4 separate regions of the Mus musculus genome follow, and regions 2, 3 and 4 are each linked to region 1. A link is a loop called in an ENCODE intact Hi-C map of the cell type or tissue named here. Cell type or tissue: heart. All regions are shown on one strand. Each heading gives the region's core, and the rest is flanking DNA. Links, peaks and the distances in the headings are about the cores only. Region 1 holds the start of Nos2 (nitric oxide synthase 2, inducible). Region 2 overlaps Lyrm9 (LYR motif containing 9). Region 3 has its middle 11 kb from the start of Tmem97. Region 4 has its middle 30 kb from the start of Lyrm9.

What was found. A loop is a pair of places that touch in the nucleus more often than their neighbours do. Peaks named below come from ENCODE experiments on the same cell type or tissue, not always from the same donor. Only the 100,000 strongest peaks of a DNase experiment are listed, where the experiment ranks them.
Region 2: it touches region 1 in a loop (2.1-fold over the local background); 2 of 42 quality-filtered maps call a loop at or near these places.
Region 3: it touches region 1 in a loop (7-fold over the local background); 5 of 42 quality-filtered maps call a loop at or near these places.
Region 4: a loop joins it to region 1, with 6 times the contacts of the local background. A loop is called at or near these places in 27 of 42 quality-filtered maps.

What each region holds. Positions count from the first base shown.
Region 1 is chr11:78,917,627-78,925,172 of GRCm38, forward strand. Nos2 (nitric oxide synthase 2, inducible) reads left to right here and starts at 3,161. Exons shown (of 27, transcript NM_010927.4): 1 at 3,161-3,369; 2 at 4,596-4,751. The coding sequence starts at 4,642. RefSeq lists a promoter at 1,609-3,363, enhancers at 1,863-1,875, 2,171-2,438, 2,968-2,988 and cis regulatory regions at 2,363-2,382, 2,991-3,157. In heart, for the core only: a CTCF peak has its summit at 5,603 (motif pointing left); DNase peaks (open chromatin) are centred at 5,605, 6,675 and 7,515; H3K4me3 peaks cover 494 bases; H3K27me3 peaks cover 3,184 bases.
Region 2 is chr11:78,834,270-78,841,815 of GRCm38, forward strand. Lyrm9 (LYR motif containing 9) reads left to right here. Exons shown (of 4, transcript NM_001076681.2): 2 at 1,749-1,889; 3 at 3,821-3,913; 4 at 4,854-7,546. The coding sequence starts at 1,764. The coding sequence ends at 4,871. Among named protein-coding and RNA genes, the nearest start is that of Lyrm9, 11 kb to the left of the region's middle. In heart, for the core only: a CTCF peak has its summit at 3,962 (motif pointing right); no DNase peak of the experiment used is centred there; H3K27ac peaks cover 961 bases.
Region 3 is chr11:78,557,683-78,565,228 of GRCm38, forward strand. It overlaps the pseudogene D11Bhm181e and the pseudogene Gm22947. Among named protein-coding and RNA genes, the nearest start is that of Tmem97, 11 kb to the left of the region's middle. In heart, for the core only: a CTCF peak has its summit at 2,970 (motif pointing right); a DNase peak (open chromatin) is centred at 2,949.
Region 4 is chr11:78,852,593-78,860,138 of GRCm38, forward strand. No RefSeq gene overlaps it. Among named protein-coding and RNA genes, the nearest start is that of Lyrm9, 30 kb to the left of the region's middle. In heart, for the core only: a CTCF peak has its summit at 3,842 (motif pointing right); a DNase peak (open chromatin) is centred at 3,849; H3K27me3 peaks cover 685 bases.

The DNA.
Region 1 (7,546 bases), core at 2,547-7,546:
GAACACATAGAGACATTAATCCCCAAATAATATGGTATGGCAATTTGACACGTGGCATTTACCCAGAATTTGGTATGAAAAACCATCTAGAAATGATTTAAAGTATTTGGGAGGAGGGGCTGAGGTGTGGCTCAGTAGGGGGAGTGCTTGCCTGGAGTGGATGAAGCCTTAGGTTCAATCCGTGGCTCCATACCAACTGAGTATGGCCATGCACAGGTATAATCGAGCCCTCAGGAGGTGGGGCAGGAAGGCAAAAGCTCCAAGGTCATCCTTGGCACTGTGGTGACTACCCTGGCCTGTAAGTGGGTTACTCAGGAGGCTGGGGCAGGAGGATGGGAAGTTCAAGCCCTACCTGGGCAGAGAGGGAACCTAAAAACAACGTACAAACATGATCTGGGGATGTCTCTCAGTGCTAGAGCACCCACTTAGCATGGGGAAGGCCCTGAGTTCCATTCCCAGGTACCACACACAAAAAGGGAAAGGGTGGGCCGGTGGTCGCTGACGTGTCAGGGTGAGCGGTTGCTGTCACTCTTTGTCACTGGAATAGTCCAGTGTAGAAAGGAGGTGTGGCTTCTCTGAGCCTACACAGTTGATCCGAGGTGGAGCTGTGGCTAGAATCCAGGAGTCTTCAGGCTCATCTAGTCATGTCCTCAATGCCTGGTGCTCAGGGACACAGTCATCACAGACCCAAGTTCTGTCCCCTATACCAATCACCACGGTTGCTGGATGATGGTTTGGAAAAGCACTGGAATGGGCACAGTGGCTAGCAGGTCCAGGCTGGTACCTGACCTGACCTTAATGCAAAAGAAGAGTGGTGGAAAGGAGAAACAGCCACCAAGCCCTTACCCTGAGCCAGCATGTCAGAGCCTTGGCTGGCACCAATCATTCAGGTGACAACACACCTAACCTCCAGGCCCATGGGTCTCATGCCTCCAGAGAGTGAGGAGTCAGAGGACACGGGCTAGTCTCTACAGGAAGGCAGCCCTAAGCACTGTTCTTTGGGTTGTGGGTGCTACACAAGCCTGGGTTTCTTGTGGAGGAACACTAACAGCACGGGACAAGGCCAGAGAGATGTCTCCCACCCCAGATGTGCGTGTCAGCCTAAGAGGACAGGCAGGGCACAGTGTTGAGGCAAGGATACTCCATACACATCCAGGAGCCTCACTGCTCATGACCCTAAGTCTCTTCTGTCACAATAGCAGATTTTTGGATATATTAAATAACAGAATTCAGCCAAGCACTCCAATGTAAAATAGATGAGACTCTGGAAGGTTCTATAGATGGAAAGTTATAGTCTCTATTTCATAGAGTTTGGGGGTTGATTTAAATAACTTGTTGCAGGCGTAGCTGTAATATTTGAAAGCATAAACAGGAACTAAGGGTTCCATTGTGACAAACTTTTAAACCTCACCGTAGTGTAGTTGCTCCTGTATGTATCCATCCCCTGAGCAATGTGGACAAAGCTCCTTCAGGACTAGGGCACCTCCATCACTCTGAACTTTAATCATCCCTTCTTTTTTTCTAGACTTTGCGCTCCCCATTAGACGGTCCGTCTTTCCCAAGTATTGGGTTTGGGGGGGGTGTTGCCTGGATAAAGACTAAAAGGAGGTTGACTTTGATATGCTGAAATCCATAAGCTGTGTGTGTGTGCAAGTGTGCATGCGCATGTGTGCACATGAGTGTGCAGGTATATGTAGGAGCTAGAAGACAATCTCAGCTCTTGTTTCCCAGGTTACCCAGCATCTCTCACCAGCCTGGAACCTGCCTAGTAGGCTAGGCTGGCTGGCCAGCAAACCCTAGGCATATTCCTGTCTTTACCTCCCCAGAACTTATTGCAAGTGTGTGTCACCACACCCAGCATTTTATCATTGACCTATTGACTGGTGTGTGTGTGTGTGTGTGTGTTTGTGTGTGTGTGTGTGTGTGTGTGTGTGTGTGTGTGTGTGTGTGTGTGTAAATTCCTTATCTCACCAACCCATGCCCAGCTTTTGAACTTAGGTCCTTGTACATGCAAGGCAAGCACTTTACCAACTGAGCCATCTCCCCAGCCCAATTACTTGATTTGTAATTCATTTATTCAATCAACAATTTATTTGTTCTCCCAACTATTGAGGCCACACACTTTTTGGGTGACTTAGTCTGTGTACCTCAGACAAGGGCAAAACACGAGGCTGAGCTGACTTTGGGGACCATGCGAAGATGAGTGGACCCTGGCAGGATGTGCTAGGGGGATTTTCCCTCTCTCTGTTTGTTCCTTTTCCCCTAACACTGTCAATATTTCACTTTCATAATGGAAAATTCCATGCCATGTGTGAATGCTTTATTGGAAGCATTGTAAGAAATTATAATTTATTCGTTTTTGTTTGTTTCTCAGAACAGGGTTTTTCTGTGTAGTGTTCCTGGCTTATCCTAGAACTTACTCTGTAGACCAGGCTAGCCCAAACTCAGGGATCAGCCTTTCTCTGTCTCCTGAATCCCGGGATTAAAGGCTTATGCCACCACACCCAGGTAGGACATTATAATCCTATATATAAGAAGTCACCCACACATACAAACACACACACACCACACACACACACACACACACACACACACACACAGAGAGAGAGAGAGAGAGAGAGAGGGAGAGAGAGAGAGAGAGAGAGAATGCCACTGAGAAAAAAAATAAAAAGGCTTCACTCAGCACAGCCCATCCACTATTCTGCCCAAGCTGACTTACTACTAGTGGGGAAATGCTGGTCAGACGGCATCTGTGCCCACAGCTTGCCTTCCATCCTTTCTAGAAAACCTCCTGATGAATGTGTCCTGGGCGTGTTGGAATATTGGCACCATCTAACCTCACTGAGAGAACAGACAGAAAGCCAGAGAGCTCCGTGCCCAGAACAAAATCCCTCAGCAGCTGCAAGCCAGGGTATGTGGTTTAGCTAAGAAAAGCCAGCCTCCCTCCCTAGTGAGTCCCAGTTTTGAAGTGACTACGTGCTGCCTAGGGGCCACTGCCTTGGACGGGCGACCAGGAAGAGATGGCCTTGCATGAGGATACACCACAGAGTGATGTAATCAAGCACACAGACTAGGAGTGTCCATCATGAATGAGCTAACTTGCACACCCAACTGGGGACTCTCCCTTTGGGAACAGTTATGCAAAATAGCTCTGCAGAGCCTGGAGGGGTATAAATACCTGATGGCTGCTGCCAGGGTCACAACTTTACAGGGAGTTGAAGACTGAGACTCTGGCCCCACGGGACACAGTGTCACTGGTTTGAAACTTCTCAGCCACCTTGGTGAAGGGACTGAGCTGTTAGAGACACTTCTGAGGCTCCTCACGCTTGGGTCTTGTTCACTCCACGGAGTAGCCTAGTCAACTGCAAGGTGAGTCTTGTGTTGGGGACAGCTGCTCTTAGGAGTGTCTTCCTGCTTGGGAAAGCCCAGAAAACCAGGCTTTCCCTTCTCCCCCCACCCCACCCCTCTTTTTGTGGCTGGACTGAAGCTGATATGGAAGGTGTAAGAAGCACACCCACAGAAGGGTCTGCCAGTTGAACAGGGCGTGTGGTCAGATTTCTTCTCTGCAAATGTTTACTGTGGTGATTACACTACAAAGGATAAACTTTCTAGAAAGCTCCGAATAGGCTGGGGGGGGTGGTGTTAATACATATAGCTTACTTTACTCATCTTTATGAGATGTGCCCTCTGCCCCACCCAGATCTGATAAGATGGTTATTATTAATCCCATTTTAGGAGTGAAGCAATGAGTTTCAGTTAACTAACTTGATTTAGATGAGTAACTAGAAAAACTCAGGGTAGGGTCCAGTTCATCGGGACTCTGAGTTTCACTGTTCCCCTTAGGTGGGTTCTTGTACCCCCCCCCCCCGTATCTTCCAAGTATATCTTTCCTCAGGGAGGGCACTCGCCAAGGAGAAGCCACATACTCTCAGGGCAGTTCCACTTTCTATTTCTTGTCTTTTTCGTAAAGGATATAATCTCAACTCTGGAGAGTTTAATGCTCTTTTATACAAATCATTGACTTCTTCTCAAGTAACAAAGAAGAAGAAGGAACATGTGACCTAGTGTCCTTGGCTCAGGATGCGTGATGACTCCCAAATCAAAGGAAAGGTGGCCAGGACTTGAGTGCTAGCCCCAAGTGCAGGTCCAGAGGGAAGGGTACTAATGACAAGTGCTTGCCCCTCTCTCTGGTCAGCAGGTGGCAGGAAGGGTCAGGCAGATGCACACACTCCTGTATTAGTGACCCCAGCTCCTGCCCACCTTGCTGGAGGCCATGGAGTAACTCCTGCCAAGAGAAACTGAATTGTCCTAAGGAAGCTTGTGGATGCTTGCTGTCCTTGGTAGGTGGCTATGTGGCATCCCAAGTTATCCCAAGTTTGGTTTGTTATGTGTCTTTGTAGAACTGGAGTCTGTCCCACAAGATTTCAACTCCAAATAAAACTGCCGAGTGCAAGCATGGAGAGAGAGCACTTCTGTGCTAGCCTTAGCTGGGCTCTGTCTCCATTCTCTGGGACACTAGCGCCCGCCCGTGAGAAGGCTCTGTTCTGTTAGGCTCTTCTTCAACCTCACCTCACAGCCTCCCTCCCCTTCCTCAGAGAACGGAGAACGTTGGATTTGGAGCAGAAGTGCAAAGTCTCAGACATGGCTTGCCCCTGGAAGTTTCTCTTCAAAGTCAAATCCTACCAAAGTGACCTGAAAGAGGAAAAGGACATTAACAACAACGTGAAGAAAACCCCTTGTGCTGTTCTCAGGTAAGCAACCTCTCTCCCACTTCCAGCTTTCTCCTCAGGGCTTCCAGGCCCCTGCTGCCTCTCTCTGTTCTGGGCCACCTAAGAGAGTCTGGTCTCCAAGGCCCTGCTTGTAATACTCTACTGGAGTCTGATGCACCTTCCTTGGTGTGGACAAGGAAGGCCCAGGATCCCCATGCTGCTCCTGAGTGAGTCTGTACTCTCTGGAGGAAGAAGGAAGGGGGAAGGGGAATATGAGAGAACGGAGACTGGAGAGCCTAGTGGTCAGCTCAGTAGTGACGTCCTGATTGGCCAGGGCATGTGCCTCACCAGTTAGATATTTTGACTATTAGGCAACTGAAGGGTGTCAAGATGGCCCTGTACTATCCTCAGTGACTGTGTGACTTTGAGTAAGTGCACCTGTCTGAGTCTCAGGTCTGCAGTGTGATTTACCTGATAGTCACAGAAGGGCTTGTCACCATTTAAGAGGCTTCTTTGTCACAGGACTACACCGTGCACACACCTACACTCTTTGAACGTAACCTTCCTGGGGCCCTTAGTTATGATCTCATTTTGCAAGTGAGGCTCTGGAGGGCAAAGTCTGGCTTACATGACTGCTAATGTCAGAGACGAAATCTGAGTTTGGCCTGAGGCATCTTAGAATTGAACTAGTCCTCCAACAATTTATCCGGATGGACTAGGAGAATTCTAGAGAATGCTAGGAAACTACAGCCATAGCCAGGGACTTGAGGCTAACTTACGTAGAAAGATGATGAGCTGGCTTTCTTTGCAATGTGACTGCACAGAATCACGTCCAAGTCTCAGTCTGTACCTGGCTCAACATCTGCAGGACTACAGTGGACAGCGCCCCCTGGAGGCAGTAAGCAGGAAATCTCTAAATTTCCCTGTCCTGGTGTTGCCAGGTTTAGAAAGCAAGTTTAGGCAGAAGGGAGTAGCTTTGCCACTTCATAATCCTGTGGCATTTGTGACGTCCCTTAGCCTCCAAACCTCTGCCTCCTCACTTGCAGGAAAATAGTCATTATGTTAGGAGTAGAGGAGACAGATGGCTCAGGAGTGACAGGCAGAGTGAGTGGGAAGGGACTGGACCACAGCTGTCAGCAATCCTGGGGCTCAGGTGCCCTCTAGCACTTCAGTCTCAAAATACCGTGACTTCATCCCGTTTTTTTCTCTTTACCCGGTCCCTACAACCCCTACCTTCTGTCGCCTCAGAATCCAGGTGCCTCCACACCTCTTTCCCTCCAACTTGACTTCATAGAAGTCATGCCCCTGCTCCAAAATCTTGGGTAGCTGCTGGTTACCTGTCATCACACTGAGACAAGAAGGAGGGCACATCCTCTGACAATCCAGAAGGGGACTGGGTTGTCCTCCCACTTTAGGGAAGAGGAGACAAAAGTCCACCGTGCTTGAGTCATCTGAAGATGGCAGTGGTGAAGCAGGCATTCAAACTGGACAGTCTGGCTTATGGCCACCATCCTGGTAGCTACACTGTAGGTCTCCAATCGAGATGTATCCCAAGGACAAGGACACTTGAGGCTTTCTCACCTGGCACTATACTGCCAGTTTACATGTCAACAGAGCCCTTCTGCTTCATCAGTGGATTGATGCAACCATTTATTAACTGCATATATGGCCACACATATTTATAGTGTCCTTAACACTATGTCAAAAACCAGGCAGGAACTGCTTTTATCGTGTCTAAAGAGGTCAGTTTCTAGAAAGTGGAAGAGCTGAGATTTGAGCCTAACTCCTGTCTCTGAGGACTTAGTAAACTCTGGGCTGAGAAAGAGACAGATCCAGTCGCTACAGTCAGAGAGGAAACGGGTGGGGTGGGGGAGGGGGTTGCGCATGGAGAGCAACAGTTTCCTCCCTAGTTGGAGGCAGTCTTGGCAAGGCAAGATGTTAGAGAGGTTTATGCGTCTCTGAGCCTCCTCCTAAGGGCACCGCCTGGCTGTGGGGTCAGGAGGGCCTAATGAGCTGCAGGTGGCTTTCTTAGAGGAGGGGGCCCAGCCGAGATGGGACTGCCCAGGAAAGGTGGCAAGAGGATGTTCCTGGAAGAGGAAGCCGCGTACAAAGGGGATTTTAGTCTGAAAGCAGTGGGAGCCCGTTATTTATTTTTATTTTAAGACATAATTTTCAAATCTATGCAGACGAAGAGCCTATTCCTGGTGGCTTTCAACTTTGTGTAAACAAGAGATTCAGAAGTGTGCAGGGTGTGTCCTTGCATGTGTTTTAGAGACAAAGGATAAATGTGGGACCGTCTAGGTGACCCACAGGGAGTTTAGAGCAAAGGGTTTCAGGATGCTTAAAAGTACAAAACAAAACAAACAAAAACACCCAAAACACTCCTCGCACTGTAATCGGGCTTGGGGATTCATTTGCTGAAATATTAGCCAGAAGGGTCCCTGAGGGCTGTAGCCCTATTTCACCTGCAACAGGGAGAAAGCGCAAAACATTTCCTGGGAGCGCTCTAGTGAAGCAAAGGTAAGAGATGACCCTAGGGCTGTTGTATGGCCTTGAGCAGGATCCTCATTTCTCTGGTCCCCCAGCTTCTGCCGCCATAAAGCAGGGGTAGTAAAGAATTGCCTTCTTAGTTGGATTTCGTTAGGGTGTGAGGACATAACCCGGTGCAGCGGGGAGTCTGGGTCGCGATCCTTACTGTCCCTTCGAGAGGAATACACAAACGAGGCACTCGCGCGCTCCTGCTTGTCCTGGGCCACTAAGAGCTGAGTCCTGCCCGCAGCAGGAGGGCGGGCGCTACGGGGGCGGGCGCTGAGGGGTTTCGCGGCGATAAAGGGACA
Region 2 (7,546 bases), core at 926-5,925, 85 kb before region 1:
ATACAGAAGGAAGCATGGCAGACCGACCATTCCGTTGACACAGACCTTGGGAACATGTGAAGGAGCCTGGGTGGGGGAAGCCAGTCAGCAGCTGCTGGAGCTGGGAAGGGAGGAGCTGGAGGGAGGCAGAGGTAATTGTGGTAATGGTGGTTGGATAAGCTTGCTCTTCATTGCTCTTCATTGTGGCAATGGTGGTTCCTGCAGAGACGGACTTGTGAGAATTGCCAAGTGTCTCTGTGAAGTTTTGTATGGTAATAGCGTCTTTCTTCTCTAATATTTAAAAAGATTTTAAATTATGTTTTATGTTACGGGCATGACTGTTTACTTTCATGTGTGTGTGTGTGCATGCCTGTGTATGTGCAATAACATATGTGTACATAAACTCGTGTGTGCAGGAATGCGTATGTGTGTGTGTGTGAATGCTCACATGTGCGTGCATGAGTGTGTGCACACCATGTGTATGTTTGGTGTCTCTGGAGGCCAGAAGAGGTATTGGATCCTGGATGTAACGGAAGAATCAGACAGTTGTGAGCAGCCATGTGGGTGCTGGGAACTGCAAGTGCTCTTAACTGTAGAACCATCTCTCTAGGCCTTAGACAAACAAACAAACAAACAAACATGGCTTTTGAGGCAGTGTCTCACTATATTGTCTGTCTGGTCTGGAATTCATGGAAGGTGTCAGGTCCCCTTTCTTTTATTACTGGATGCTGGAGCCAGAAATTAAATTTCAGACAGACCTTTTGTCAGCTGTGTGAGCTTAGGCAAGATACCTTACCTTTCTGTGCTTAGTTTTCATATGTTTGCATCAGTTTTTATGTTAAATAAATATTGTGCTCATTGTAACTAATGACTCAGTAACATGAAGTCACATACCTAGTCCCAGCTTCTCTTTGGTCACTCCATCTATAGCTTCTTCGTGGGATCCACACTGTGCATTCTGACCTGCTTAGCATCTCATTAACATGCAGCTATCTGTCTAGGGCCCAAGATTGTATTTCCTTTTTTTAAAAAAAGATTTATTTATTTTATGTATATGAGTACAGTGTAGCTGTGCAGATAGATGGTTGTGAGCCGTCATGTGGTTGCTGGGAATTGAATTCAGAACCTCGCTCGCTCAGCCTTGCTCACTCTGGTCAGCCGGCTTGGCCCCGCTTGCTCCGGCCCAAAGATTTATTATTATATGTAAGTACACTGTAGCTGTCTCCAGGCACACCAGAAGAGGTGTGTCAGATCTCATTATGGATGGTTGTGAGCCACCATGTGGTTGCTGGGATTTGAACTCAAGAGCAGTCAGTGCTCTTAAGAACTGAGCCGTCTCTCCAGCCCAAGATTTTATTTCATACCAGTGTTAGTGCTTTGGGAACAACACTTTTTGACTAGCCAGGTTTAGACCTTCAGGCTTCCCACCCTCTTGCCCGATGCCCTCACTAGCATGTCGGTAGCCTTGACGGCTCTGTGACTGTCACCTGGGGTTTTCTGTTCATTTTCCCTGTTTCACCTGCCACCTGAAGCTAAGCTTTTGCAAGACTCTGGGCTGAGGTGGCACATCTCCTTCTACACTTGCATTAGGTTCTCATGGGCCTGCTGTATGCTAAGGCTAGCCCCAGCTCAGGGTGTAGGCTTCTGGAGTTGGGCCACAAGGGGGACCAAGCCTCTGTGCAGATGGCTCACAGAGGGCTGGGACTGGAGACCGGTGCCACCATGGAACTGGCCCAATGGCTAAGAACGGGATGTTCTGTGTTTTTCAGGGCTGAGGCTCGCACATGGCCCCTCTGCCAGGGGCAGAGCTGGTCCAGACGCCATTGCAGCTGTACCGTTACTTGTTACGTTGTTGCCGGCAGCTGCCAACCAAGGGCATCCAGGAGCACTACAAGCATGCTGTCAGGCAGGTGGGAACAGGTCTGGGGGAGGTGTGCGCTGGCGGGGGGGGGGGGGGGGGGGGCAGAGCCACAGGTACCTGGGAGCAGGCCTAGGAGTTTCATAAGAAGCACTGCAAACATGGGCAGCTGGCCTCTGGCTTCTGTCAGTGGCACAGCGGCTATATCCGTTGGCATCTCAGCACTGTGCTGGGGCCTGAATGAGACAGCTCCAAGGCTATCAAAACAGACTGGGTAGAGGCAGGAGAGAGGAATCAGTTGATAAAGTGCTTGCCGTACAAGCACGAGAACCAGAGTTCAACATCCAGAAAGACTGGCATGGTGGCCTGCACTCAGCATTGGGGAGGCAGAGACAAGAGGATTGGGTACCCCTGGTCCCAGAAAGAGGACCTGTCTAGATAGATAGATAGATAGATAGATAGATAGATAGAATCAGAACAAAGTTTTATGGGCCACCAGGAAGGGCAAGCAGCAGCTCCCGATTAGCAGCGACTGCAGTGATGTCACAGTGGAAGGCTTGACCCAGATCCTCAGCCAGAGAGGAAGGCAGCAGTGGGAATTAGGACACTCGCTGTAGATTAGGGATCAGCTGCATTGATGCTGATTTGTCTGAGTTTGATTGCTGAGGTTACATCAGAGGGTCCCTTTGTCAGGAAACACACAGTGAGGATTTTAGGGGACAAGGCGTAGTGCCTGTCACTTACTTTAGAAGATTCTGAAGAGAGAATGACACAACCAGCAAGGTAAAGGGTCCCGTGCACCCTGTACTACCTTCCTATAAGAAATCACTTCTGGGGCTGGGGAGACGGCTCAGAGGTTGAGAGCACTGCAGCTCTTCCAGAGGATTCCGGTTCTGTTCTTTAGCCACCCGTGTACTGCATGCACATGGTCACAGACATAGACACAGGCAAAACACCATGCAACAAACAAAATAATAAAAATTTAACGGTGGGACTGCAGAGATGGCTTAGAAATTAAGAGCACCGTCTGCTCTTCCAGAGGTCCTGAGTTCAATTCCCAGCAACCCCGTGGTGCCTCATAACCAACGATAATGAAATCTGGTGCCTTCTTCTGGCCTACAGGCATACATGCAGGCAGAATGCTAGATACATAATAAATCTTTTTAAAAAAGAAAATGATTTCCAAATAAAGAGCTAAAAATTAAATTTCATACAGATACATTGTGATGATACACATCTTTAATCCCAGCACTCAAGGGGCAGAGGTAGGTGGATCTCTCTGAGTTCAAGGCCAGCCAGGTCTACAGAGTAAGTTCCAGGCTAGCCAGGGCTACAGAGTGAGATCCTGTCTCACAGAGTAAAAGAGAAACAGTGGTAGCAATAGGAGGCTGAGGGAAACAGAGGGTGATGGTTAGCTTTGGGGCAGTGAGGGGAGACTTCCTGGACAGGCACCGAGTGGGCTCCTGGGATGAGTAGGAAAGTGAATGTGGGTTTGGGAGCACAATCAAGGGAGGGAGGACTCCATTCTTTTGGAAGAAACCTGAGGTTCACAGGTCTTAGGTCACTGGTCAGAAGCCCCCCGGATTTCCCAGGGTCCTTTGTCCCTGTGCCTTCTCTCCCTTCCCCGTTGCTCTCCCAGCACCAGCACCTAGTGGCATCGAGGCCAATCCCTCCCCAGCACACTTCCATCGATGTAGATTCCTGTGCTGAGCAAATCAACCCCAGAGATTGTGGCTCCCCTTGGCCCTGCCAAATAACCTAGCTGCCCAGTGGCTGGGTCTCCTTTTCGCCTCCCTGCGGGCTGCACTGACAGTTCCGCTGCCAAATAAACTAGGGCTCCAAAGCTGTGGTCTAAGAGCAGGGTGGGCCGGATGAGCACACCTCAGCAGAGCTAGGTGACCAGTGCCTCACGGTCTCTTGGGACTGGGCTCTCTAAAGCTCTGGATTTCACATGGCCATGTCCGTTTGTGCTGAAACCTACAGAGTTTCCAAGTTCATTCAGATGAAGACAACTCCGAGAGAATCCAGCAGATTATTAAAAGAGCCATTGAAGATGCCGACTGGATCATGAACAAAGTAAGTGCTTGCTTGGCCCTGGCACTGGAATGGGAATGCTGTAACCTCCTCGGCCATCAGGGGGCGCTCGCGCATCACAGTTGAAAACAGAGGCACCTGCACTCCTCCTAGGTAGGAAGATAATCTCTTATGGTTGTCCCCCCCACCCCCCCTTCCGGTCCCCAAAGCCGACCTTAAAGGAAGCCGGCTAACTGGCTTGGTTCCCATGGCTCCCTCAGCTGCCCTATTCACCCCAGGACCTGGTGGTGGTACCACCCACAGTAGTCTGGGCCCTCCATATCAACCATTTATTAAGAAAATACCTCACAGACACCTATAGGCCAATCCGGTAGAAGCTGAGGGTGCCTCTTCCCAGGTGGCTCGAGTTTGTGTGAAGTTGATCAAGACTAGGCTGCTGTCTAGGACCAACACCTAGACTGTAGGTGGGATAAAGGCACCAGGAATGTGGAGAACTGGAGTGTGCCCCCAGATCCTTGTTGTCCTAGCGCAGACGCTCCAGATGTGGGGTTTAAAATCCACTTTGTAAAAACAGATTTTGATAGGGCATTGACCTCAGTGGTCGACTGCTTGCCTAGTGCAGAAGCCGCTGGGGCTTATCCCTGACAGAAAAATCAAAACAAAGGCAGGAAAGCCTCGATGATTGGCTGGGGACCCTGGGTGTCTGAGGGTCTCCTCTGCCTGGGACTTTTCTCCCACAAACAAGATTCAGAATAAGGCCGAGCCCTGGTGAGTTCCATGCTTAGTCCCAGTGCCCTCGGCCTCCCAGCCTTTTCATTAAAGAAGGAGGGCCTAGGCACCAACTCGATGTGAAGGTGAAGGGTCTCCCGATGGAGTCTCACCACCTCCCAGAAACCCCTGCAGTCGTGGAGAGGCCCGTGTGACACAACAGAGCCCTCCCCCATGGCTTCCCTCACCCGTCTCTCATCTCTCTGTCTTGCAGTATAGGAAACAAAACTGAGTGTCTGGAGCTTACGGCGAGCGCTTAGCTGCCCTGGAGTCACTTGGAACTGAGAAGCCTTCTGCTCTTGGAACAGCATCAGTTCTGGAATATTCTTTGATCTTGTTGGCTGAAAGCAAGAAATCGTAACTGACATTTGGTGAGGTGGTTCTCGTCATTGCAGCCATGTCTCCAGCGTCTTTTATGTCTGCTTTTCCAGACAGAAACGATATGCAATTTGGGGAGAATTTGGAGTTTTTTTGCTTCTTCTCTGTGTTTCTCATTTTTGCCTATCTGTTCTTTTACTTTGCCCTGAAGGCAGTTAATTTATTCTGGAGGTCCCGTCACCGATCTCCCAGCCCCATGAGAGATGTCCCCTCAGATGACCACCTGTATAGAAAGAAACGAACGGGCTTGAGAACCAGGCAGCTGTGGATCTGAATCCCAGCCGGCATACACGCCATCTGTCAGGTGCCCGAGTGAGCCTGGGGGGGTGAGGCGGCAGTCACGTGCCAGCTCACACCAGCTCCCTGCACAGGGACCTTGCTGCACAGGGACCTTGCTGCACAGGGACCTTGCGAGGAAGCCGCTGTGCTCCTCGTCCTGTTCAGTGACTCAGCTGTGAGTGCGTCTTGTCTCCTCTCAGAGTCCACACGCCCTCTTATCTGTGCCATGCTGTGTCCGTCAGTCTGTTAAGCAGCGGCTTCCTCCCAATATGCTCCAGGCAGAAACCCTGACCCTTGAAGTGGGAAAACATCTACTACACTAGACCAGCAATAAGGTGCAAGTAGGCAGGGTAGACACCAGCAGGTCCAGGCTTCCGTGCTCCACAGTGTGTCCTCTCTGGAGAGGAGATTGGGTCCAAGGGGAAGTGGCCCAGGTGGGCGAAGTAGCCAGAAGATGCAGAGAGGCCACACTGGGGGTTGAATGTTCGTGGGGCACTCAGGTGAGCTAGTGCCTGTCTGTGCCCTTGCAGTTCTGCGGGATGATGTGACCTCTGTCTAAGCAGAAGGGGCGGACAGTCCCGAAGCACGTGTGTCCACTTGTGAAAGCTCACAGTTTTCTTCCTCCTCTTTTGATTTATTTCAGACAGGATCTCAGTGTATACACTGGCAGGCCTTGAACTTTTGAACTTTCAGCAGTCTTTCTGTCTCTGCCTCCCAAGCACTTAGATACAGGTGTGCCACAACACATTGCTGCTGCTGCTGCTGCTGATAAATGCTCGTCAGGACAGTTTGCAGGATGCAGCTCACTTCTTCCTCTATGTGGGTCCCAGAGACTGAACTCGGGCTATCAGGCTTGGTGGCAAATGCCTCTATCTGTTGAGTCATCTGTTGGCTCTTATTATTTCTTCTTTAAAAAAAGAAGATCTTTATTTTATTTGTGTGTACCACGTGTGTGCAGGTGCCCTCAGAGGCCTGAGGACATTGGGCTCCCTGGAACTGAAGTTATAGGCAGTATGAGCTGTCTGATGTAAGTGTTAGGAACCAAACCTGAGTCTTCTGCAAGCAGTTAGCGCTCACACTCACGCACACACTCACGCTCACGCTGAGCCATCTCTCTAGCCCTCTATTGTTTCTCCCTGACTGCTGTTCTCTGAATAGGATTGTTCCCTCGACACGTGTGTCAAACAACGCTAAGGACTTGGGTAAGTCAGACACCCACTTGCCTGGAAGGATCATTCCTCAGAGACAAGCAGAGCCACAGGTTTGGGCTCCCAGATGACTGCCAGGCAAAGGGCAAGAGCAAAGCCGCAGTCCCTCCATCCCCACTGCTGCTGTCCAGTCCATCTGAGCCCAGGGACCAATCCTTACCTGGTGGTGTTCGTGGCAGTAGAGTAGCCATGTGTGCCACCATGCCTGGCCTTAGGCAGAGTTGTTCATTAGAATGGGGCTGAGGAGAAAGGACTAACACTGATTTGAGGAGCTGGGGCTGCCACTCACAGGGAGTGTGAGAGGGGTGTGGGGTCCCGTTGTTATGAGGGTGGTTTCAGAGAACACAATACAGATCAGTGGCCAGGTTATCCCTATGACATAGGACATTGACCTGTATCTGGTGGGGTCTCCCTATTGATAAAATAAGGGTGGAAGACGGGCTTATTTCATTTGTTGAAAGTGAGGGAGAGGGCTGAAGAGCAGTTAAGAGCACTGACTGCTCTTCCAGAGGTCCTGAGTTTAATTCCCAGCAACCACATGGTGGCTCACAACCATCTATAATGGGATTTGGTGCCCTCTTCTGGTATCTGAAGAGAGCAATAGTGTACTCACATTTATAAAATAAATAAGGCCGGAGCAAGCAGGGCCAGAAAATATATAAACAAAAAGAAAAAGGAAAACATAAAGAAAAAGGCTACTTTAAAAAAAAAAGAAAGAAAGAAAGTGAGGGAGAAAAACTGAATCTCCATGAATGTGTCCTTAATATTTGATCCCTCTCCAAGATGTCTTCTCCAGTCATGTGTGTGTGTAAGTGTCCACATGTATGTGTGTGAGTGTCCACACACACATGTGCCAGTACCTGTGTATACCTGTGTGTGCACAGGGAGAGCAGGGGTTGATGATGGGTTGTCCCCTCTGTTGCTCAGTACCTGGCATTCTGAGGCAGGGTCTCTCCCCACAGGTCACTGATTGATGAGACTGCTAGCCTGCAGATTCTGGGGGTCTAACTCATGCTCTCTCCTGCCACACACACACACACAT
Region 3 (7,546 bases), core at 944-5,943, 360 kb before region 1:
AGGGAGACTTAGAACCGAACCGTCTTTGGAGCTGCAGGGTTTTGCCAGGATTGTGGGCCTGGTCTGCCTTGTCAAAGAACCAGTGTTATGTGGGCAGATGGGCAGAGCACGGGCTCTGCAGGGGCTAATTATGAATGACACCACCAGTCTTTTCTCAGCTCTCCTGAGTTAGGTTTTGAAAGTTGTGTTAGCCAGGGCCTGGTGGTGTGTACTTTTAATCCCAGTTCTAGTAGCCCCAGTCCTGGGGAGGCAGATGAGGCCTCTGACTGCCAAACAAGAGCTCCATTGTCTAAGGCAACTTTCTTTTTCCTTTCCGCTGGGTCCCACTGTGTAGCTCTGGCTGCCCTGGAACTCAGTATGTAGAGACCCGCTGTTTGAACTCATAGGGGTCCTGCTGCCTTCTGAGTACTTGGATTAAAGATGTGTTTTAACACGCCCAGTTTCCAGCATTAGACATTTTCTTTCTTTTTGGGGTGTGTGTGTGTGGGGGGGGGGAGTTTGAGACAGGGTTTCTCAGTGTAGCCCTGGCTGTCCTGGAACTTACTCTGTAGACCAGATTGACCTTGAACTCCGAGAGACCCATCTGCCTCTGCCTCTGCCCCTGCCTCCCTGGTGCTGGGATTTGAAGTGTGTGCTCCCACAACCTTGCTAGGCATTTTCAAGGTACGTGCATTTCAAGTATGGTGGTGGAGGTAAACTTAGGAGCCTATTCCTTTACAGTCAATCTGCCCTATTTCCTCCCTGCTTCAAGGCCCCCTTTTTATAGCTCACTGGTTCTAATTTGTGCTTTGTGGAGTGTATTTGTGTGTGTGCATTCACACCTACCAGGAGTCACTATTATAGAAACCTGGCTTTCATTCTCCCAGAAGCCACCAGCTGACAATGACTCCTCAGTGAGGGATGGGGCCTCAAGTCACTTCCCACTCCATGCTTGGTATTGACTGACTTCATCATGTACAGGAACTACAGCTGCTGTGAGTTCAAGAGTGCAGAAGTCTTGTCATAACCAGAAGATAGATTCTCTCTGGTCCACCCCAACCTCTGGCTTTTACAATATTTCAGCCACCAGTCCTCAAGATAACTGAGCTTAAAGGTGATATGGGTGGGGAGGGAAGAATAATGGAGAGGGAAGTTTCATTGGGGAGGGAAATGGGAGGGTAGTGCAGAGGAGGTGATTGGGAGAGAGATAACTAGCACTAAGGATGTTTGAAAAAGACACATGGAAGCCTACTATTTTATAAACTTTTTGTTTGTTTGTTTGTTTCGAGACAGGGTTTCTCTGTATAGCCCTGGCTGTCTGGGAACTCACTCTGTAGACCAGGCTGGCCTCGAACTCAGAAATCCACCTGCCTCTGCCTCCCAAGTGCTGGGACTAAAGGCGTGCGCCACAACTGCCCGGTATAAACTTATTTTTTTAAGGATTTATTTATTTATTATATGTAAGTACACTGTAGCTGTCTTCAGACACCCCAGAAGAGGGCATCAGATCTCATTATGGATGATTGTGAGCCACCATGTGGTTGCTGGGATTTGAACTCAGGACCTTCGGAAGAGCAGTCAGTGTTCTTAACTGCTGAGCCATCTCTCCAGCCCATAAGCTTCTTAATTAGATAAGCATATATATTAGACATGGCATGGTGCCATATGCTTTTAATCCCACCACTTGGGAGGCAAAGGCGGGCAGACCTCTGTGAGAGCAACCTGGTCTACTTAGTGAATTTCAGGCTAGCCAGAGCTACAAAGTAAGACTCTGTCTCAAAACAAACAAACAAACAACAAAGCAAAACAACAATATCACATCATCATGAAAGAGTTTAATTGGAGTTTACACAGGGGATAAGAAGCCATAGGTTACCAAATAAAAAGTCCATTGCCAGGTTTGGGATGCTTTCCCTTGAGGTATACCTTCAGGGGTGTCCTGAGACCACCCCCAAACAATATAGGCTATTCCCACTGTTCTTGGTAGCCTATCAGAACTTGATGGTAAGACTATTGCTGAAGACACCACACACTTTGGCCATAGATATGGAGAAATCAAGCTGTTACTGACCAGGATGCTAGTCCTCACTGGCTAGCTGTTATATTACCAGGTGATAGGAAGGCTGCAAAGGGAGTGAAGGTGGGTCGTCATTAACATTCTCACCCAGCCCTGAGCCCTGTGAGCTACAATAATGACCAGTGTGGCAAGATACGTCAACGATACAAGAGTGTCATGCATGCCCGGGGTCACCAGCCACTTTCTGATTAGATTTAAGGCCTGCTCTACAGGAAAAAGCACATGCTGGTTACTGTAAATTTATCCAAGAAATATGGTTGGTGAGCTCAGGGGCCCTAATGGTGAATCTAGTTCTATTGTTCTGCTAAATAGACACAGCATCACACTGCCTTCTGATTGTATCTCAGTGCGGCTCTCAGACCTCATCAGAGAGCATGTCAGTGGACATGGAGATTCTCAGGACTCTGCATGAACCACCACACCCAGCTTTTATATATTCATTTTGTGTGTGTGTGGGGGGGGGGGCGTCGTCAATGCTTTCTTCCACTCTGTGGATCCCAGGGCTCCAACTCAGATTGTCAGGCTGGGTGGTGGGCATTGTCACCCACCTAGCCACACCACTGTCCCCATTAACTTCTGTAAACATGCAGACTATAAGCAGGCTTTGCTGGACAGCCTCTATCTAAGCTACTCTTCTGCCCTGTGTGAATGCAGGCACAGAGCAGCTAGTGAGTAAATATGGTCAAGTTCTCATTAAGCTTGATCAAAACAGTGGTCAACTTCACCTATGGTAGCCATGTGCTCTTCAGGGACAAACCCAAGTGGCCACGAGGTTAAGAAAAAAGAGAGCACAGAGGTGTCACATCCTAGTTCTAAGGCTTCACCTGGAATTGGCAACACAGCACATAATAGCATCTAGTCCCATTCCCTCGGTTTATTTAGATACTTGCCCACACTTTGCCACTAGGGGGCATGGAAGTCCAGACTAGCTACATGGTAGCAGCCCACAAGCTCCTGGTATGGGAGGTTTCCCATGCAGAAATCGAGGTGACTCTCACTGTGTCTGAATTTGCTAGAGTCTTAGAAAAAGGTGTGCAGAATGAATGACGTTAATAAATTACTCCCCAACTAGTAGCAAATAATGTGGCAAAGACTATCAATAGATGCCACTGTATGTCATTTGCTGAAGAGTAAGATGTGATCTCAAATTCTTTTCTTTATGTGGGTTTGGTACCCACATCTGTAATCCTAATCTTGGGAGGTAGAGGCAGGAAGTTCACCAGTTCAAAGACAGATTCCATTGCACAGCCAAGTTTAAGTCCAGCCTGGACATGTGAGCCACTGCTTCAGAAAAGCCAAAACAAACTCTCCACAGGTTAGTTACTACAGGGCTCTGGTAGAGTGGAGATCTCTGGTAATCAATGCAATGCTGATCACATAATCATACCATTTATCCCCCCAAAATAAGACAAGCTGTTTGTGCCTCCCGATGGGATGGGATAGGAGCAGACCACTCATATTACCTTATAAAAGATCATCACAGGCGCACACGTGTACACACACACACACACACACACACACACGAAGAAAGATGTGGGATTTATTACTGAACATGAGGTTTGGACAGGCCAGTGAGGCCTTCAGGAGTGGAGGAACTGCCACTTATCTAGGGGACCACAATGGGGAATTTATTTCATTCCACAGCCATCAGCTACTGTATCTTTAAATTCACCTGCATTAAACACGAGGAAGCTCCACGTCTTTGAGATCTGGGTCTTCTAGTGGTCAAGGAACTTGAACTTGGCTACATGCAGGACTTCGACCACAAGTTCACTCTCCTGTAGTTTGCTGTGGATATACATGATGCGTTGGCCACTGTGCCCTGGGGCCTCCCAAAAGCACCCCACATACCCGTGGAGCCTAGCCTGGGGAAAACACTGAGATCAGACATGAATAGCCACCAGAAAATTGTCTCCCAGGTCTCTTAGGGTAACCCATGTAGGGAACAGGCTGTGCACATCCCCAAGGAGGCTGCTATTTGTGGCCACATAAGGCTGAGAGTTTCTCCAAATGTTTAACAGGTACCTAAATCTGAGGAAACAAACTGATTACATAAATCTTCTCCCATGACAGCTGGCTCTGCCTGCTCTCCTGCCTCCTCCTTTCTCCCCCTTCTTCTTTTTAAAAAAGATTTGTTTATTCATTTATGTATGTATGGGTATTTTGTCTGCATACATGTCTGCACACCAGAAGGTGGCACTGGATTCCATTGGACTAGTTACAGATGGTTGTAGCTGCCATCTGGGTGCTGGGGACTAAATTAAGGACTTCTCCAAAAGAGCAGCCAGTACCCTTAACGGCTGAGCCTTCATCTCTCCAGCCCTACTCTCTACCTTTTCTACCAGCATTAAAAAGAAAACCAATATAAGGAAAACACCCCTGATCCTGAATGGGAGGAAATACCACATAGTAAAATCTGGAGGATAACTGGAGAATCTGAATAGAGAAGGTACTCAGGTGACATATCATTTGTTAAATTTCTTAACATCTTGGGCTAACACAGGCTGGAGAGAGAGCTCACCAGGCTAAGTGTCTGCATGCAACCCCGATGATCTAGTTCAATTCCTGGAAGCCATTCTTCCCACCAGATGGGAAAGACAGGAAAAATAGCTCAGGAATAGGAGCCAGGTGTGATAGTGCACACCTCGAATCGCAGCACTCAGGAGGGCCAAACTGGTCTACATAGTGAAATCCTGCCTCAGACAACTAAAAAAGAAGTAAGGGTGAGGTTGGAGAGACAGTTCAGTGGTTAAGAGCCCAGACTGCTCTTGCAGAGGACCTGGCTTATGGACCTGGCTCATGCATGCATACAAAACACCCATCACATTTAAAGGCTGGGAAGAGGGCTAGAGAGGGGGTTAGATGCTTGAGTTCTTGCCTAACACCTGGGAAGCCCTGAATGTAATCCTTAACACTGTGTGTGTGAGAGAGAGAGGTGGGGTGGGGGAAATGTCCGTGTTCAGACTAACTGCCACCAGCTCAGTCTCCTGTGTCAGCTTCCCAAGCAGAATGACAGGTGCCACCCCGACTCATCCAAGTCTCCTTATATGGACTGTAAATCTTTACTCCTCCTTTTCTTCACTAAAGATTTTGTTTTGTGTTTTGGGGACAAGGTCTTCTAGCCCACCCTGGTCCTGAACTCATACTATAGCTTATTTCACTTAGGGTGAAGTCTGGTTCAGCCACTTCATCACCTAACAGATTTTTTTTTTCCACTTTAAGCGTGAATAATACTCCTTTATATGGATATACTGTAGCTTATTCCTGGAGGGACCTGTGGGTTTCTACCTTTCTGTCACTGTAGGTAATGTTATGAACACTGGAGTGCACATATTAGAGTCACTGTTTTCTTTTTAAAAAGGATTTATCAGTTTTCACTATGTGTAGTGTAGGTGTGTGTGTGTGTGTTGGGGGGTGGAAGTATGTGTCCGTGTGCAGGTACCCTGGGAGGTTAGAAGTGTTGGATCCCTTTTGAGCTGGGTTACTGGTAGTGTGAGTTGACTGATGTGGGTGCTGAGAATTGAACTCAGGTCCCCTGTGAGAGCAGCAGTAGTTCTTAAGCAGAGCCACCTCTCTAGCCTTAATTCTTACAATGATGAAGCCAGAGATAAGCCCCGTGCTTACTCAGTTTCTGGAGGAACCAACCAACATACTGCTTCTCAAACTCCGCACCATTTACATTCCCATCAGCCATGCCCTGGGCTTCCAACTTCTCCATATCCTTGCCAACATTGGTGCAACATTTTTTTCAACATGTTTTAATCTTTTACTTTAAATATATATTGCTAGAACTTTGAGGCTACAGATTCAGGCTATTTATAATTATGGAAAATGTATACCAGATAAACTGTAAAATCTTCAGTGGCCAAGCAGGCAATCAAAACAGATTTTCCTTCTGTTGGAGAAAGTCAAACTTCATTTTATGTTCACACACACACACCCCCCACACATACACACACAAAATCACTTCTCAGACTTTAAGATAGATTTAAGTAGTGCTTCTGTAGGATCTTCTGTCTTTAGGGCTGTGTCATAGTTGAAATGCTGATTTAAGCACAGGGGTGCATGACTATAAGCCCAGGACTTGGGAAGTGGAGGAGGAGGAGGAGCAGCAGCAGCAGCAGCAGCACAAGGCTGCCTGGGATATGTGAGGCTCTATTACAAAAAGATAAATAAGTGCAGAGGAGAAGGTGCTGGAGGAACATCTCAGCTGGTAAGAGCACTGGTACTCCGGGTTTGGATCCCAGCCTCAATATGGTAGCTCACAGACAGTCATCTGCAATTTCACTTTCAAGGGCATCTAATGCCCTCTTCTGATCTCCATGGGAGAACCAGACCCACGTGGTGCACAAGCATATATGCAGAACACTCGCATACATAAAATAAATCTATCTTTAAAATAAGATAAAATAAGGACCAGCGAGATGGCTCAATGGGTAAAGGCATGTGACACTGAATGTGACATCAGAACATGATGTCCAGGACTCACACAGTAGAGGGAGGGAACAGATTCCTGCAGGTGCTCCTCTGACCTCCACCTGTGTGCATACACATTAAAACTAGTAAAAAAAAAATGCTGTCATAGGTCAGGTGTGGTGGCACATGCCTCTAATTCCAGCATTTGAGAGACAGAGGCAGGTGGTGTGGGTTTGAGGTCAGCCTGGCCTACATTGAGCTCCAGTCTAGCCAGGGCTACATAATAAGACCCAGTCTCAAAATACTCAAAAGATCAATGTGCTGCTTGCTGTAACTTATCCTACCCTCCCATCAGCCATTATACCATTATACTGTCCTATGCAGTTTGTTTTCACCACTTTCCTTGTTTTCCGCGCGCCTCCCCCCCCCGCCCCCCCCCAGTGTTTCTCTGTGTAGCTCTGATTGTCTTGGAACTTGCTCTGTAGATCATGCTGGCCTTGAACTAAAGCGATCTGCCGGCCTCTGCTTCACAGGTACTGGGATTAAAGGTGTAGGCCACCACCCCTGGCTTGCTTCCAGTTCTTGTCTACATTGCTGGGCATCTAACCTATGGCCTTCTACCTGCTAAACAAGCACTCTACCATTGAGCCACACCAACAGGCCTCTGTTGTACTCATGCTTTTTTTTGGGGGGGGGGGTTCGAGACAGGGTTTCTCTGTGTAGCTCTGGCTGTCCTGGAACTCACTTTGTAGACCAGACTGGCCTTGAACTCAGAAATCCGCCTGCTTCTGCCTCCCATGTGCTGGGATTAAAAGTATATGCCACCACTGCACAGCTAGCACCCCCCCCCCTTTTCTAGATGTAAAGATTGGTTTATTTTTATTTAATGTGTATGGGTCTTTTGCCTGCATATATGTGTGTGCTCTTTGTGTGTGAGTGCCTTGGGAGGCAGATGAGGGCACTGGATCCTCTGGAACTGGAGCTATGGATGATTGTGAACTATCATGTGGGTGCCAGGAATCAGACTTAGATCCTCTTCACCGGCAAGCATTCCTAACCACTGAGCCATCTCTC
Region 4 (7,546 bases), core at 1,090-6,089, 66 kb before region 1:
TTTGTTGGAGTTACAGGCATGCGCAGGACCAGAGCCAGCTTGATACGTACTTGGATACTGGGGGTTGAGCTGCAGTTCTCACGCTTGCATAGCTTGCTTGCACTTCTCTTACCTGCTATTTCCCCAGGTCTCCCCCGCCCCAACCGTTTATGTCGGCTCCGCCCCTCAGTTCTGGGGATTATAAGGATGCACCTATAATCTCTCAAAGGAGAAGACTGAGAAGGAACTAGTCCAGTAGATAGAGTCACAGAAGGGGGAGGGCTTGAGCAGCTGCCCAGGAATGCCTCTAGGGAGCATGCGCAGGATTTCCTTGTTCTTCCATAAATCCCTGAAAATCTTCCTCCTAAAACCCCCTCACAAAAGATGGATTTTTTTTTTCCCTTTAGCCCAGACTTGAATAAACTAGTCTCCCCCACCAATATATGCAATATGCCTATCTTTTTATTGTTGTTTGTTTGATTTTGGTATAGATCACCATGCAGAATGTAAAGCACCTTGGTCTCCTTACATGGTCTGCCTTTTGGAAAACTCCCCACATTTTTTTTCCCCCTGAGACAGGGTTTCTCTGTGTAGCCCTGGCTGTCCTGGAACTTACTCTGTAGACCAGGCTGGCCTCAAACTCAGAAATCCGCCTGCCTCTGCCTCCCAAGTGCTGGGATTAAAGGCGTGCGCCACCACCATCAGGCTCTCCACATTTCTTTAGCAGCTGCCTGGCTTCTTCAGGGAGAGGAGGAGCTGGGATTTTTGTTTTCCTGGTTTTTTTGTTTGTTTGTTTTTTTGTTTTTTGTTTTTTATTTATTTTAAAAGAAAATTTATATTTATACCACGTGGATGCTGGGAACCATACGTGGTTCTCTGAAAGAGAAGCCAATGCTCTTAACCAGTAACCATCTTTCCAGAATGTAATGTTCATTTTTACTTGTATGTTATATGTGTGCCTGCACTTCTGTATGTGCACCAAATGTGTGCAGGTGCCAGGAGAGGGTGCCCGTTCTCTGAACTCTGATTCTCTGGAGGTACACTAAATGCTTTTAACCACCGGTCCCCCCTTAGGCACCCTTCTTTTTTTTTTTTTTTTGGTTTTGGTTTTTGGATTTTTCGAGACAGGGTTTCTCTGTGTAGCCCTGGCTGTCCTGGAACTCACTCTGTAGACCAGGCTGACCTTGAACTCAGAAATCCACCTGCCTCTGCCTCCCAAGTGCTGGGATTAAAGGCGCGAGCCACCACTGCCTGGCCCTTCTGTGTTTTCTGAAAGGCTCTGACTGGGGTGAAGTATTTTGTTTTTCTACCTCTTTGTCAGAACATGTCACAGCGCTAGCATAGCTGCAAGGGGGAAAACCAGACTCTATGGCTTGAGGAAGGTGTGAAATGCATGGATTCATTGTATGAATGAGGAGAGGTGGTGACTGGGGTCCCTTTGGCCATCTACCACACACGTGAGCAGGAGAGCCATTTTGAGAAGTGTAGAAACAGGACACTTTAGTCAGCCCTGAGGCACTCGGTGAGGGAACTATTTTGGAAGCAACACTGAAGTACGGCACTAAAAGCTCTCCCCCATCTCAACTCTAAGAGAATCTACTTTAACAGTCTTGGGTCAGGACTTAAATAAAAGATAGAGGGTCTCTGGCTGATTTCCAATCAATGGCTTTCTGCCTCTGGCTCCTGAGTGATAGGATTACATGTGTACACACCACATCTGTCTAAGAAAAGACAAATATTAATGGTGGCAGAGACACAGCTCCACGCTGTCACTCACAGCAGTCCCAGAGTTCTTTATAGAGATCTCCATTCAAACAGATCTAGAATACTTAGCAGAAAGGAATTTTAGGACAAGTCAAGTGTGAAGCAGTGTTGGAGCTCACCAAGACACTCCTGCCATCCCCCTTTAGACAGGGTTTCTCTGTGTAGTCCTGGAATTTGCTTTGTAGACCAAGCTGGCCTTGAACCCAGAGATCTGTGCTTGACTCTGCCTCCAGAGTGCTGTCACTAAAGGCATGCACCACCATGCCCAGCTCATTCAGATATTTTTAATGTTGATTTTAGGGTAAGGGAAATAAACACCAGGAAGAAAGCAGGCAGAGTTGCTTATTGCTCTCATGGCCTGCTAAGTGTTATGAAATATAATGTGGAGGCAGTGGGAGTGAGTGTGGGTACCTGGTGGGTCCATGCCAAAGTCTCCGTGTCCCACTGAGAAATCTTGACATATGACAGGACCTAGTATAAGGGAGGTTTATTGACAGGGAAGGTAGGGGATCGGGGACCTGGAGAAAGGGTAGAGGCAGGCAGAGCCTCGAGGGCAGAGAAAGTGGGGATGAAGGACAGAAAGAGAGAGGCTAGTGGAAACAGAGAAAGAAAGAGAATGGGGGGGAAGAGAGAGAGAGAGGGAGATTGAGAGGGAGGGGTGGGTGGGGCAGGGGGAGAGTAGCAAGCAGTCCTCTTTATTATATATTGTCACACCTGACTAGCACCTGGCAGGCAATGGTGGCAGGTGATGACACTAACTATTGCTAAGTCGCTGTCAGGAGGAGCCTAGCAGAACAGTCTGTAAGCCCACACTTGGGAGGCACAGGCCAGAGGATCAGAAGATCACAGCACATAGATGGTACTCATGCATGCAGACAAAAACACTCATACACAGAAAATGAAAATAAAAAAATTTTTAAAAAAACCCTAGGAAATCTTGATTTCTTATAAATCTGGTACCTTCTTTCTACCCCTAACCCAGTAAGGCCTGGTACAAAAGAGAACAACAACTTGTTAGAAAGAAATATAAAATGATTTGGTTTCTTTTATAAAGTGAAAAGCCATTCATTTCTCCGAGCTGGAATCTGTTGTAAAGCCAAGATCACAGGACAAATCAAAGTATTTATTATGATTATTTTCTCATTATTATTGAGACAGAGCCTTATGTATCCCAGGTTCCTCTCAACCTTTCTGTGTAGCCGAGGAACCCACTTGCTGCCTTAGCTACATGAGACCCTAGGAACAAGCCTTCTAGCATTTGGCGGGGACATAAAACATATGGCTTCTACATGAACACACATGATGCTTAGCCAACAGGATAACTGTAAACTGAAGTTCCCAGAAAAGAGAAGCCACATCCATGTTAAAGATTCTCCAAGGTCGATCAGCTGATTAACTTATGGAGGTTGGAGTGTTAAAGATCTAGAATAATTACATAATTAACTCTCTGATCTCTCTCTCTTTTTCTTTTAGATTTATTTATTATTATAACTAAGTACACTGTAGCTGGATCCCATTACAGTTGGTTGTGAGCCACCATGTGGTTGCTGGGATTTGAACTCAGGACCTTCAGAAGAGCAGTCAGTGCTCTTACCTGCTGAGCCATTTCGCCAGCCCTTATTTGATCTTTCTTAATGTCCCATGATAGCCATTGGTTGCCAAGCTCCACCTGAGCTGATGTCCTTGCTATTCTCAGGTAAAACTTCTGAAATGTGTTCTTAGTATTAACTTCCACCAACCCCAAAGCTAAGAATGCCCTCTGATAGCATCAGCGGGTTGGTGTTTGTGCTCTGGTGTAACCTGCCTGCCAGATCCTGTTGTCTATGTACTTAGAAAGTACCTTGATTTGTAACTTTCTTTTGTTCTATAACTATACATATTTCATGGCATTTGTGATGACCTGAGTCCCTGGGCCATGGTCACTTATATTTGGCTCAAGGATAAAGTGTCTTTTGTTCCCTTTGAGACTAGAGTCGTGTTTTGTGTCCACTGGGGCTACAGTAGGGGACTGAGGAGTGTGATGCGCTCTTGGCAGTGAACCTGAGGATGGAAGCGGCCTTCCTTTAAAGGGATCAGCAGCTGTGGCTGTGACCACTAGGTGGCAGCATGGAGGTGGCTTTGGCATGTGGTGGCTGAAGATGGGAGTCCTGAATTCTATTGAGGCGAGAAAAATGAAAGGAACTGGACTCAGTACCTGCTGACGATCTGAGTCTGACCACTACTGATCCCACGTGGGGAAGCACAATACGTTTAGGTGGAAGGCTGTCTTGGGTAATCACCCTCTTGAGCCAATACTTTAGAATAGGTTATATGAGTGGGGAAATTCTTTAAAAGCACCAATGTCACACTTGCTTAGAACTGGAGGTACAGACAGCTGGGAGCACATTGTGGATGCTGGGATTTCCAAATAATTAATAAAAATATGTGGGCTGGAGAGATGACTCAGTGGTCAAGAGCACTGATTGCTCTTCCAGAGGTCCTGAGTTTAATTCCCAGCAACCACATGGTGGCTCACAACCATCTGTAATGGGATCTGATGCCCTCTTCTGGTGTGTGTCTAAAGGCAGCTACAGTGTACTCATATAAACAAAATAATCTTTTAAAAGAAACTAAAAATATCTAATGTTTTGAAAAAAATACAGATTGCTCCCTGCCCCTAGAATACACCCTGTAATTTTGAACCAGTTACTTCAAATTTCCCTCAGAAACATCCAAGGATATCAGAATATTCTCCTTGGGGAGTGCAAATAGTGGAATACCACTCTGCAATCCAAAAACTATTGCTACATGCATCACCTTAGACAAACCCCCAAAGGCATTGTACTAAGTGGAAGGAGATATTCTCAGAAGGCTACATCTGCAGTGAGCCCGTTTCTGTGACCAGCTTGAGAACACTAAACTACTGTCATGGAGATGGTGGCTGACAGAGCTTGGGCTGGCAGCGCCGGGCAGTGGTGGCGCACGCCTTTAATCCCAGCACTTGGGAGGCAGAGACAGGCAGATTTCTGAGTTCAAGGCTAGCCTGGTCTACAAAGTGAGTTCCAGGACAACCAGGGCTACATAGAAAAACCTAAAACACACACACACACACACACACACACACACACACACACACAGAGCATGGGGCTGGCGAGTTGGCTCAGCAGTTAAGAGTGCCTACTGTTCTTGCAGAGGACCCAAGATCAGTTCCCAGGACCCACAGATGGCAGCTCATAACTGTGAGATATAAAGGAGACTCCAATTCTTCCACTCCACAAGGCAGTGGAAAGAGAGGCTCAGTCTGGAATACAGCAGGACTTCTGGTAGTTAGACAAAAGCCAGCATTCCTCAGGGATTTGTGAAGCTGGTTCCCTTATAACAAAAAACTATCTCCCTCATCGCTGACAGAAGGAACAAAAGGCTACCTGTGATGCTCATTAGCACAGCAGAGCACATGCTGGCCTCCAGGCTCCCTCAGGATCACAAGTACCTTTTATGCACTTCAAAGATAATGCTCTGCTGGCATCCTAGCCTTTCCTACCTCCTCCCCTCCCCTAACCTTCCTCCAGCTAACCGGCTTTCCTTTCCTCTCCCAGCTACTCATTCTCCTTAATACCCTGCTGTTTTTGAGTTTCTGTTTGTCTCTGTCTCTCTGTTTCTCTATCGCTCCTTCTCACTGTCTCTGCTCTCTCTCTCTCCCTCTCCCTTCACTCTCCGTGTGTGTGTGTGTGTGTGTGTGTGTGTGTGTGTGTGTGTGTCTGTGTGATGTATGTGTGTGTGCGCTTGTGTGTATGATGTGTGTGTTTGATGTGTGTGTGATGTGTGTATGTGATGTGTGTGTGATGTATGTGTGATTGTGTGTGTATCTGTGTGATGCGTGTGTGTGTGTGATGTGTGTGTGATGTATGTGCGATGTGTGTCTGTGTGATTGTGTGTGTGTCTGTGTGATGTGCGCGCGCGTGTGTGTGTGTGTGTGTGTGTGTGTATGTGTGTGTGTGTGTGTGTGTGTTGCTTCTCTCCTGGCCAGGTCCAGACTGCTGGCCATGTTCAGTCTACTTCTTTTCTTTCTGTTCTAGACTTTTCCAGGTGCTTCTGGATCTCACTCTCTCTAGCTCTCTCATCCACAATAAAAATTTTCCCTGTAACCATACTATGGGGTGGTCATGTTCTCCGTTTAAACATCTGGTATCCAAACCTGAGAGGGGCATAAATGGACCCCTACCAAGGGACCCACTTCTAGCTGAACCAAGCTGCTGGTTGGACCCTCCTAAGGTTCGGATCATCTGTTTCGTCTGGATTCTGCTGTTTACTGTATTATATTCAGCTCCAAAGTTTAGAGTCCACCTCCTTAGCTGGTTCTTCCCTCACCTGCTCTCTCCTGCTCCGTAGGTAACTGGGACCTGGGAGTTGCCTGCTCTGTCTCTGTCAGCTCCTGGAGCCTCCTCGCTCAGCTCCCTCTTGGACCTTACTTTGTTTCTAAAAAAGCCACATCAATGTGGAAGCATCTCTAGCCCTACTGGCCATCCCTCACAAGGAAAGGGACACCTCTCCTTTGTGGTTAGAGACATTTCTTTGTGACAAGTCCCTTGGCTCTGCTTGGGGACACCCAGATTGAAGCTCTTGTTGACACTTGCTCCTCTGTCCCTCCAGGAGCTTGCTCTGTCCCTAACCCCCTTCTCTAATTCCCTTTCCTCTTTGGACTCAGAGCTTCCCCAGGCTTAAATGTCTTACTGCAAACAGTTGGTCCTCAGTACAGTCAATAGCTAAGATGGCACACTAGATGTTCAGAGTCTCACAGATTTTAACGATCTGCTAGGGCACAAGCAAATGATGCCAACAGCTCTTACCTAGAAACCTTTTCTGCTCTCTACTCTCAAAATGGACTCTACTGGATTGAGTTGGACAAGGAGCTGCCCCCACACCTTGCCCACCACCAGGGCCCTGGCCAAATGTGGACACGGTTAGGTTGACCACCCTTCTCTGCCCCTCCAAGGTAGGTCAGTTTTCCTAAGTTCTAGTTGTTATTATCACAATCACAGACCCAAAAATTTAAATTTCCTTTGGTTGCTTTCTAAATGCTTTAAAAATGCTTCTGTTGTTCTGCAGACATCTCTGTCATATATGTGTGTGTATGTGCATGTTCATATGCATGTGTATATGACATATATGTGTGTGTGCATGTTCATATGCATGTGTATATGACATATATGTGTGTGTGCATGTTCATATGCATGTGTATATGACATATGTATGTATGTACATATGCATATATGGATGTATTTAGATCTCCAGCCCTCTAGGGAAAGGAAAGAGTGTTCATGCTTTTAACCCTGACTCATCCTTTTGAAGACTCAAGCTTTTGCTATGGCTCAAATGCATGAGTCTCCTCTTACTGTTTACAGATGCTAATGACTGCTTTTTCTATAATGAAGATTCCACTGCAGATGAAAGACAGTGAGTGGTCCCGCTATTACATCTAAAACTTTTATCTGTTTTTGTAAATTTTAAAAAATTCATGTAAGTTTCAGGGAGTCACAACTTAGATTCTTGTCACAGGTCAAACTCCAGGTAAGTATTCCTGTCAGACAACAGCTTAAGCCTTTTCTCATACCGCCATCCCTCCTGGTGGGGTCTCTCCTTCCCCTATTTTTGAGACTCTTTCCACCCCGCCAGGACCACAGGCCTGGAAATTTCAAGTATGCACCTGTTGTAGGGTTTGAGAGCTCAGGAAAAAGACCACAGACTCAATCTGGATTGTAATTAGTTAAATTTAATTAAAACAGCAAACAGGACAGCAATCTCTGAGCCACCCTAGAGGCTGCGG